2 separate regions of the Homo sapiens genome follow, and region 2 is linked to region 1. Evidence: chromatin loops called from intact Hi-C (ENCODE). Cell type or tissue: testis. All regions are shown on one strand. Links, peaks and the distances in the headings refer to the core of each region. The heading gives the core; the rest is flanking DNA.

Region 1 (5,384 bases), core at 186-5,185:
TATCACCCCTCCTGCTGGTCCCCAGTTAGGAGAATAAATTTCCCTTCTCTCTGTCCTCTCTAAATTTGACTCATCTTTCAAGATCTTGCTCAAATACAGCCTTCTCAAAGATAGGGTTGCTAGATAAAGTACAGAACACTCAGTGACATGTGAATTTCAGATAAACAAATACTTTTTTTTTTTTTTACTATAGGTATTTCTTAAACATTGCATGGGACATGTACTAAGAAAGCATTTGTTGCTTATCTGAAATTGAAATTTAACTAGGCATCTTATATTGTAATTTGCTGTATCTGGCAACTCTTCTCCATGAAGTACTCTTTGACTACTCTGTCCTTCACAGAGCTTGGTTTTCGTCTCAGTGCAGGGCCTGCAGCACTTACAACCTTGAATCTTTTTACAAGAAAGTAGAGTGTAACTAGAAAATTAAAAATGAGCACTGGAGCCAGGTGCAGTGGCTCATGTCTATAATCCCAGCACTTTGGGAGGCTGAGGTGGGAGGATCTCTTGACTCCAGGAGTTTGAGACCAGCTTGGGCAACATAGGGAGAACCTGTCTCTACAAAAAATAAAAATTCAGCCAAGCATGGTATGTATGCCTGTGGTTTCAACTACTTGGGAGGTTGAGATGGGAAGATCACCTGAGCCCAGGAGGTTGAGGTTGCAGTGTGACATGATCACACCACTGCACTCCAGCCTGGGCGACAGAGTGCGATCCTGTCTCAAAATAAATAAATAAATAAATAAATAAATAAATAAATAAAGCACTGTTTTTATTCTTTAATTCAGATGTTACTGAAAATCTACTATGTTCCAGGAAGGGTGTAAGGCAGTATGGACACAAGGATAAAGCATGGTCTTTGTTCTCAAGAATCACCTAGTGCAGCAGGCCCCACCAGCACACAATTATGTAGTAGCATATTGGTAGCCACTGGTGTTCACTATGCTTGCATAAGCTTGAACTTGAAGGATGACTAGATGTGGGGGAGCCAGGACGAAGGTCATTTTGGGCTGAGAGAGAAATATGTGCAAAGGCCCGGATGAGGGAGAAATTATGGAATGACCAGGAATTTGAAAGAAATTCATTGTCACTTGAGGGGGAGTGTGAGTCGTATAAGATAACGCAGTGGTATGTCTGCAGGTATGCTTGTTAAACATTTACCAGCATATCCCTGAAGATGAGGTTTGGAAGGTGGACAAAAAACCAGATCATGAAGATGTTGCATGTCATGCTCAGGAGGCTGAGTTTTATCCTGAAAGCCATGGAGAGCTATTGGACCATTTAGGGTAGAGGCACGCTCAGATTTAGGTTTAGAAAGATAACTCAGAGAATGGACAAGATTGGCATCAGGGAGACAAACTGACAGGCAGCTGCGGTGGTCAGGCCAGAGCTATTGAGGGTGGTGGCATTGGGGTGGAGGCAAAACATTCAAGAGATGCTAAGGGTGTATCATCAACAGGGCCCAGTGGCCAAGTTGGATATGCATGGTGATAAAGGGGGAGACCTGGTCTTTTCTGGCTTGGGCAACTGTGGGGATAGCAGACACATGCCTCAAGTTAGAGGATATGGAAAGATAAGCAGGCTATGGGCATGAGGATTATGAGGAGCTCTGTCTAAACTTGTTTTATCTCATATTTGGCATTTACTATATTTTTTGTTGTATTTTGTTACTCATCCTTTTAGGTGGACTCTGATCCTTCTGAGGTCCTGGATCAGATTAACCAACGTGGGTATGCCCCGCACCTTTCACTCATTACCACCCCTCAAAAGGTCACTTTGCCAAACATGAGTACATGGCCCCCACGCTAAGCCTGTGAGCAGCTGCAAGCCATATCATCTGCACAGTTGAGCACGGCAGGAACTTTGAACCAGGACCCAATTTCACCCTGAGGATGTGCTTCTCCTCTGAGGGGAGCAAAGCCCCTGGCTTGACCTGGCTCCCTTCTGGGAGGGAGGACCACGTCTCAATTTGACAGCAGGAGGCTGTAGGTCAGTGGGGTGATGACCTGGCCCTGGGAGACCTGCTCTTTCTCTCAGCAGAACCCCATAAATCCTTCAAAAGGAAGTAAGTAATTCCCTCGGGATCAAGAGAGCCCTCCGCATTCTTGAAATAAATGAAGGCAAAATGTACAGGGATTTCTGAGAAAAGTAAATGTGGTGTGAGCATGATCCCTGGGTGTTACTATGCACAGAAAAGGCTTTTTTTTTTTTTTTTTCCCCTCTCCTGAATGGTGTTCTTTGCTCTCAAGTGAACTCATGCACTGGATTTGGTCCAAGTACATTTTGTTTCTTGATTTCCAGCCAGGCTTCTCTCAGTTGTGATGCATTCTCTTCTTTGCTTCCCTCCTTCCCCAGTCCTGTTCTCTCTTTTTATAATGCTTTCAACTTTTCCATGTGACTGAACCAACACAGAGGAAAACCCACCAGCTTAGGTAGGGCTTCCACAAGAGTGGGGCCAGAGGGACTTCTTTGTGAACGGCCAGCCCCTCACGCAGCCCCGGCCTGCACGGCGAGGTTTGTCTGAGGCAGCTGAAGCAGAAAGCATTTGAACTCTGCCCTCTACCAAATGATTTCCAGATGTGTAAACCCCAGCCTCCCGCTGCACTCTGACTGTAGCCCTGCCAACGTACATCTGCAGATTCCTAGTGCACAGGAAACTTGAAAGAGTATCTTTACAACATCTGCTGTCTTTTCCCAGCTCTCCCTCTCTGCCTTCTCGGACTTTGCCCCGTATTTTATATCCTCTCTTCAACAAATCCATTAGAGAACTGCTGCACAGCCCTTCTTGGCTCACAGATGCCAGCTGTCTGTTTCACCCCAGAGCCTGTTCTTGGCTCTCTCAAGCACCACTAGAATCATTGACCGAAGCACCACTAGAATCATTAAAGAAGCTTATTGGGCTCATGGAGGGGAAAAAAAGGACCAAGTTTTCTCCATTGGATTGGTGCCAGTCTACAAGCTGCAAAGGGAGATTTAGCCATAAGGAGGTCAGAGCAGAGCCCTAAAGATGGAAACACGAGTTTGCATGGAGAGTTTGCCTGCTATACCTGAGAGAAGGTGAGGTCTGCTTATAGGGGGAACTTTTTTCCATGGACATTCAGTTTCTTGGAACAAACAAGGCAGGCTTCTGTAAAATGGGAAGTATTGATGTACAGAATGAGTTCCTTGCCTTCCCCTTCCCTAGGGCATGCTACCCATCAAGCTAAGAGGCCAGAAGAAGATCTTTTTATAATGTAACTCAAAGGAGGGGAGAAAAGAGCCAGAGACCCTTTTAGCATAATGGAGCAGATGATTTTTACTAAGGCGTGCACTCTCACCAGGGAAATGGCTTGATTGCTGTGTAAATAGATGCTTGACCTTCATCCTGCCATTCATCCATATGGACCCTAAACGCTCTCCAGCTCTATCCTAGGGGACATGGAATGGAGGCAAGTGTCAAAATCTTGGCAAGGAAAAGAGGGTGCACTATAGAAGGGAGCAGAGAATTGAATGGGCCTATGAGCTCAGGAGCCTTGGGGAGGAACAGTTATAGGTGAGAGGCCCCCACCTACATGGGACCTATGCCCTAAGCATGCAGGCCTACCTGGGAGGCAGTGAGCTAGCTGGGTTAGGGAAAACTGTTCCTTATTGCCACCCATGGTGGGTCTAGTGTGGCTTAAGAGGTGATTTTCTGGTCCCTGGTAAGACCGTCTCACCCTCTTATCTGCAGGACATAATAGTAAGTGGGTGACATTTATATTTTCGGCTTCAATAGTCCCAAACACTTTAGACAGACTGAGGCTCTCAGATGAAGCCCTATGACTTGGCTGACTTGCTGCCACAGTAGCCTCCCTATTTACAAAAACAAAATCCACCAAAACACATTGGCCTTGTACTTCAAGCAGGAAATATAAGAAAAACAAGGGGAAGAGATAAAGCAGGTTTTGGAATTCCTTTCCTTCACCCATATCTTTCCTTACAGGTTTTCCAAAGACATTGGAACACCCCTGTAGCCATAGTAGCTCTTTTTTAAAGAGGAGAGGAATCTGTAGATTCTTTCACATGAGGGTGGGTGAGTAAAAGTTAAGCAAACAATTCCCTTGTGCATGATTATTTAGCTTATGGTGAACCTATGGTTAACTGTGGAGCTCTGATACTCTGGCAACCTCCTAAGGGTAGAATGCAAACTCCATTTCTAGGCAGCATTGCTGATGATAAAAATGACCCCGATTGGTAGATTGCATCTGGACTGGGAGGAACCATAAACAAATCATAATATCTGCCAGGGACGCGATGCTTTGTGCTTCCCTGAAAGTGGTTACGTTTTTAAGGTGCATCTTGGGGCAATAAAAGCAATGTCTAGGGAGTTGTCTCAGGAGATATTGGCTCCTTTGAAGAGTGAGCTTTTTAATCAGGTTAGCCCTCACATCTGCCCAATGTGGAACTCATCCCTCATACCTGAACTGCCTCTGGGTGGAAGAAAATGCTGGATGGCTGTGAGTTGAGAGGATTTGAAATGGAACACAAAGTGTATTTGATACTCCTAAGCCCAGGGTCAGACAGATTCTAAGCTAGTCCTGGGTGATGATCTCTACCTCCTAGTATTGTATAATCCTTCCCCTCGAGTAACTTGCTTCTAACAGATAGAATATGCAATATTGAAGGTGTTACTTCTGTTACTAGGTTACAAAAATTGTGATTTCTGTCTTGTTAGCAAATTCTTTCTCTTATTGGCTTTGATGAAGTAAGTTGATATGTTAGAGAGGCCTACATGGCAAAGAACTGAGGACACCGTATCGTTCACAGTTAGCAAGCAACCAGAGTCTTCATTCCAGAGCCTTTGAGGAACAAAATCCTGCCAAAAACCACATAAGTGAGTTTGGAAGCAAATCTTCCTTTAGTCAAACCTTCAGATGAGATCTCAGCCCTATCTGACACCTTGGTTGCAGTCTTGTGAGAGTCTAAAAGTAGAAGTCTAGCTAAGCTCTCCCTGCATTCTTGACTCTCAGGAACTGTGAGATAAAATATATATATATATTATATATATTATTTTAAGGTGATAAATTTTAGGGTAGTTTGTTACTAGGATGACCAACAGTGTTGGTTTGCCTAAGACTAACTCAAGACTGTCCCAGTTCTGGCACTGATAATCCTGAGTTCCAGTAAATCCCTCAGCCTTGGACAAACTGGAACAATTGTTACTCTATTTGTGATAGACAATTAGTACATATATGCATATGTTATTTCTCACTTAAGCAAGTGTATCTTCAAGATAGACTCCTAGAAGTGGGTTTTTGGGGTCTAAACAGTAAAGTCACCTAGAATTTTATGTTTCTAAATTCCCCTTCATAAGGTTTGTACCATTTTGTACTCCCATCTGCAAGATGAAAATGCTTGTTTCTCCA
Region 2 (5,384 bases), core at 267-5,266, 530 kb after region 1:
GTTCAGCAAAGCCAAGCCAGAGCAGTTGGTGTGCTTTGAAATGAAGCAACATTGGAAAAATGAAATCTACTGAAAGATCACTACGTGTTTCAAAGGTTTGACTTTTTAAAAATTTTCTTCAGTTTTCTATTTTGAAAAATACAAAGAGGTTTGCATTTGTTTGTTTTTATATAAGCAGCATGTGTAGGCAACCATCTAATATTTGGCAACTTTAAAAATTTTTGAGCAAAAGCAACTGTTTAGGAGTTTAACCATTACTTAAAAAAAGATACATGAAAGTTATTATGTGTATGTTCCTGCATGGTACATAGGAAATTACTAATTGCTAGTTAGTTCAATTTACTTAATTAGGTATTTACTCATTGGCTATTATGTGCCCAGTTTCGGGCTATGTAATATTTTAAAAATTAGCATTATATATGTTGCCCTATCTACACTTTCTGGGGAGCAAAATTTTGAAAATCATTTGATGTGGAAACCCTTTAAAAAGAACTAGATTGCAGCATGTATTCGAATTCAAAATTGATTTTCATCAAGTACTAAAATGTGATACAAGCCAAACAATAGGAATTTTCAGGAATGAGAATGGTTGTGCTGTCAAAAAAGATAAACAATATGGATGACTTATGAATATTTATGTCCTATTAAATTTATTGAATTTTGGAAGGCAGAGATTGCTAAAGCGGAGATAGTTGACAGCAGAGAAGAGCTACCAGTGAATTCACGAATTACATTCTGGATTATTCTTTTTGAAAGAATATATATTTGGTGCATTTGTCATTAGTAAAGTTAATTAATCAGTTAATGTCTTGAAGTAGTAGTAGATTAATCCTTTCTTGATATGCATGATGTATTAGCCTGTTTTCACGTAGCTGATAGACATACAAGAGACTGGGAAACTTACTAAAGAAAGAGGTTTAATTGGACTTACAGTTCTACATGGCTGAGGAGGCCTCACAATCATAGCGGAAGGCAAGGAGGAGCAAGTCACATCTTACATGGATGGCAGCAGGCAAAGAGAGAGCTTGTGCAGGGGAACTCTCCTTTTTAAAACTATCAGATCTCATGAGACTTATTCACTATCACGAGAACAGCACGGGAAAAACTTGCCCCATGATTCAATTACTTCCCACTGGGTCCCTCCCACAACATGTGAAAATTCAAGATGAGATCTGGGTGGGGATACAGCCAACCCATATCACGTGTTATCCTAGTTGTTGCCATAGTCAGTAAGCAACTGTTCTCACTCAGGGCTGTTAATATATAAAAGGTGATATTAGATAGATAGTATTTTTCTACACTTGTTCTCTCTATACTTCTGGCAGAATTACCTTTGTGGGGTCCAGTGTAAAATGAATATAGGGTCATCTTGTTCAAAAATTATTATGAATTTGAAGAGCACTAAACCAAGTATGAGGTCCTTCTAAGCAAGGAACCTTTTGTAACTGCATAAATCTCACAAGTCCCGTGAATCTAGTTCTGTCAATGAGGATAGTCAAATTAGTATAAATGAAAGATGTTTATTTAAGGCAATCTTTAAATCCAGGCACAATCTACTAATGTGCTTATCATAGATGAGTAACCAGTTAATGATCATTAATCATGATAGATATAGACATTTGTATGCATACATTTGTAGAATATTTATCTAGCATTATATTTGCACAAACACATATATGATTAAAATATGTAAAACAGACTTCTGAAAATCTCTAGTATGGTAGCCTTTGCAAGATTAACTAGAAAAAGATGACTTGTCACAATCCACAGATCCTATTATACATCATCCAACAAATATTCTCTGAGTACCTAGTCCATACCAGATATTATTCATGGTGTAAAGATATAGCAGAGAACAAAATAAACAGAGTACTTGCTCCTAGAGGGTTTTCATACTATTACATTTCTGAAATTTTGACTGATTTGCCCAGGCTTTAGTTTGTATTTGTTTGTTTTTTGTTTTTTGTTTTTTTTTTTGGCTAAAACCCCTGTCTTCCTGACTTTATTAAGAACAGAAGCAAAACTTAGCTATTCTTGTCACTGTTTAGAACTGACTAGAACCAGAACTCTTCAGAAAAGAATGTGCTAAAGGTTTGTCCTTGAGAAGTTTCCAAGCCAAGACACTCCTAGGAGCACTTCCCATTGAGGCCGAAAGGCTCATCCACTTACAGCGATTCATGGGAAAAGAGGACAGCACCCTCATCTTTGGTCCAAGAACACAATCCTGAGTGACACAGGATTGCCCTGAAAGTCAACAGCATCCGTCTTACAAAAATCAACAACACTCGCTTTTCAAACTTCCAAAGAATTTACTGGTCTGGTTTGGCCTTTTGGTGCCACATTCCATTCCAGAACCCCAGCTAAAATGTTCTCAAGGGCTGACCAGAGATTCCTCCTCCTTTCTCTGGGCTGGTACAACTTGACCGCTGCTTGACATCAAGGTCAACTGGAGACTGGGAACAGTTATGTAACTGTGTTGTAAATTGAATTAGAGCTGTACATGAGCCCAGACCAAGTAACCAGTGCAGCTCCAGGCAAGAGCAGCAACATGTCCCCCAGAGACAGCATTGGAGGAACAGCTTACTGGGGAATGGAAAAAGGGTATCACAGGGTAAAAAAGAAACCGTCTCTTTCCAGTCCTTCTAAAGTCTGGGCAGTTGGCTGCCCCATCACATGTGGAATAAGAGGGGGGCATTAAGTGCAGAGGGAGCTGGTGTCAGTATGGCAGGCAAACACTGAGGAAAAATCAGCATACATAGTATACACAAAGAGAATGAGAAAAAAATATTTGTAACACCAGAACAGACACCACCCAGATGAAAGAAATAAGAAGGCTTACACGTGGAGAGGAAAAAAGCCTCTGGCAGTGGTCAGTGGACTGTAGAATGAGCAAGAAAGGCATGACCATCCTCCTACCAGTGACTGGTCATTCTGGAGAGGATACATGTGCACAGATCTGGAAAACCAGGGCTGAAAAGCCTTTTGACACCTTTGGTGACCTAGGACATGGTCCCCCAATGTAAGACATCATGCTAGATAGAGGGGAAAATAGTAAGTTTTCTTCAAAGGCAAATGAATACAACTTGAGATAACTTTTGAAAAGAAAAAAGGTACTGGGACCATGGCATGACTTTGATCTGTGCTAACATGACCGCCTGCAGAAGCAGATGAGGAGAGGCAGAATAATGTAAAGCTGAAAGCTTGGAGTCACCAAACCATAGATAGCTTCACCTCTTACCAAGTGCTTGATGTGTGGCTAGGTTCTTAAATCCCCTACAAGTTCCAGCTTCCTCATCTGTAAAAAACGAGCAAGTTAAGACTGGGTGAGTTAATAGATGTAAAAGTACTTAGTACAGTACTCTACAAATAGTAAGTGCCCAATAAATGTTAACTGTTATTATTATGTATTCTGTCCTTCACTATGTTAGGCCCTGGGATGTAGTGGTGACAGGCAAGGCTGCTGCTCTTGTGGTTCTTACATGAAACAAGGGAACAGGGAAATAAACAAAATAAATGCAGACTATGAAAAGTGCTAAAGAATAAATAAATAGAGTAATATAATAGAAGAAAATGCCTCTCTGAGGAGGTGACAGTTAAACTGAGACTTGAGCAATCATCAGGGGCACAGGGTTCCCAGAAGAGAAAAAAATAAGTGCAAACTCCCTGTAACACAAAAAAAAAAGAGCTTACTGTGTCCAAAAATTAAAACGAACCCTAAAGTGGTTTGAGAATAGTAACATGGGCTTTGGTTAGGCTGGAGCTAGGGCTCACCTAGTAGAGTATAGAAAGGCAACACCCCATCTCCTGCAAATCTATTTTCATCCATTAATTTACACGGCATCTGAAGAACATGCTGAATTAAAGCCTGTTAACCCTTGGGATACAGTCATCAAATGTATCAGATATATTGAGATAACCCCAACAGAGGGGATAAGTCTTTACAAAGTAAATCTATGCATTTCAGCATTTCTTACAATTGCCAAAATATGGAAGCAACCTAAGTGTCCCTCAGGAGACGAATGGATCAAGGCAATGTGGTATGTACACAGCGGAATACTGTATAGCCTTAAAACGAAGGAAATTCTGTAATTTGTAATAATATGCATGGAACTGGAAGATACTGTGCTAAATAAAGTAAGCCAAGCACAGAAAGACGAATATTGCATGATCTCATAGGTGGAATCTAAAAAAGTCAAATTCATCGAAGCAGAGAATAGAAAGGTCGTCACCAGATGCTACGAAGTGGGGGGAAAGGGAGGGAAAAGGAAAGATGTTTATCAAAGAGGACAGTTTCAGTTAAACTGGAGTAGTGATCTATTGCAACTGCATGGTGACCAGAGTTAATAATATGTTGTACATTTCAAAATTACTAAAAGAATAGATTTTTAACATTCTCACTACACACACAAAAAATGGTAAGTTGGCGAAGTGGTGATAAAGTGTTAACTAGTCTGATGGAATCTTGCCACAATGGATACATAGATCAAAACATTGCATTGTACCCCATAAACAGACACAACTAGTATTAGTCAATTAAAAATAAATTTAGAAAAAAAGACTGCACTAAAAGAATAAATAAATCTAAATCAGAAGCAAGCCTGAGAATTGTAGGTGAGTAAAGGGTCTAAATTAAATGTGGTGGAGGATATCATAGACATCCTGATTCTGGCATCCTACCATTGTGTTTGCTCACCTAGAAAAAAAAAATAAGCATATCTATTGAAGTATATCATAGTATTAAATACTATGGCACACTGGGAACAGGAATCCTTACTGGGATTCCTTCCTCAGTACCCAGCTAAGCTTAAAACTGGAGTGTCCCCTACTCACTTTATAAGGGCAGTGGCAAGATCTCTCATCCTGAGGCACAGCTATCATGCTCCAGTTCCATCATATTGGGCCCCATTAATTTGCAACTCTGTAAAAGTAGGCTGTCACAGTGAAAATATAGTTGTAAGAATAAAGTTTTAACTTCAGAGATTCCAATATATTGAACTAGCTGGCCAGCACTGGCAAGATGGAAAACCCTGGCTTAGGCACATATGTGTGTATGCTCATAGATTCCTAGAAATAGTTAAAGAGGGATCTGTAAGACTGGTCTTCTCACTGTGAAACAGGTGGGAGTCTAGAACCAATAGACACATTTGTGTATTAATGTTAAAAGGCGATGGGACAATTTAAAATATATCTGTATATTCATACTTGAACTAAGAATCATTAGATGAATAAAAACCATAGGCCATCCAATACCCCTTTGAAGTCAAAGTGATTTTCTAATCTCAATTTCAGTTTTTCTAATTGGACTTCCTAGAAAGTGATAATGAAAGAAGAAAGACTGACATTTAGAAAGTAGACCACAAGCACAGGATCTGAACTCTCAAAGT

The links. A loop is a pair of places that touch in the nucleus more often than their neighbours do. Peaks named below come from ENCODE experiments on the same cell type or tissue, not always from the same donor. Only the 100,000 strongest peaks of a DNase experiment are listed, where the experiment ranks them.
Region 2: it touches region 1 in a loop (4-fold over the local background); 4 of 110 quality-filtered maps call a loop at or near these places.

Annotation. Positions count from the first base shown.
Region 1 is chr5:67,266,109-67,271,492 of GRCh38, forward strand. It overlaps TILRLS (TCL1A interacting lncRNA, retroperitoneal liposarcoma associated), which reads left to right and starts at 1,914. Exons shown (of 3, transcript NR_186086.1): 1 at 1,914-2,065; 2 at 3,185-3,428; 3 at 3,962-4,074. In testis, for the core only: no CTCF peak of the experiment used is centred there; DNase peaks (open chromatin) are centred at 2,283 and 2,563; H3K27ac peaks cover 3,272 bases.
Region 2 is chr5:67,797,662-67,803,045 of GRCh38, forward strand. It overlaps LINC02997 (long intergenic non-protein coding RNA 2997), which reads left to right. Exons shown (of 3, transcript NR_130779.1): 2 at 1-95; 3 at 2,049-3,397. Among named protein-coding and RNA genes, the nearest start is that of LINC02997, 7.1 kb to the left of the region's middle. In testis, for the core only: no CTCF peak of the experiment used is centred there; DNase peaks (open chromatin) are centred at 2,170 and 2,460; H3K27ac peaks cover 3,042 bases.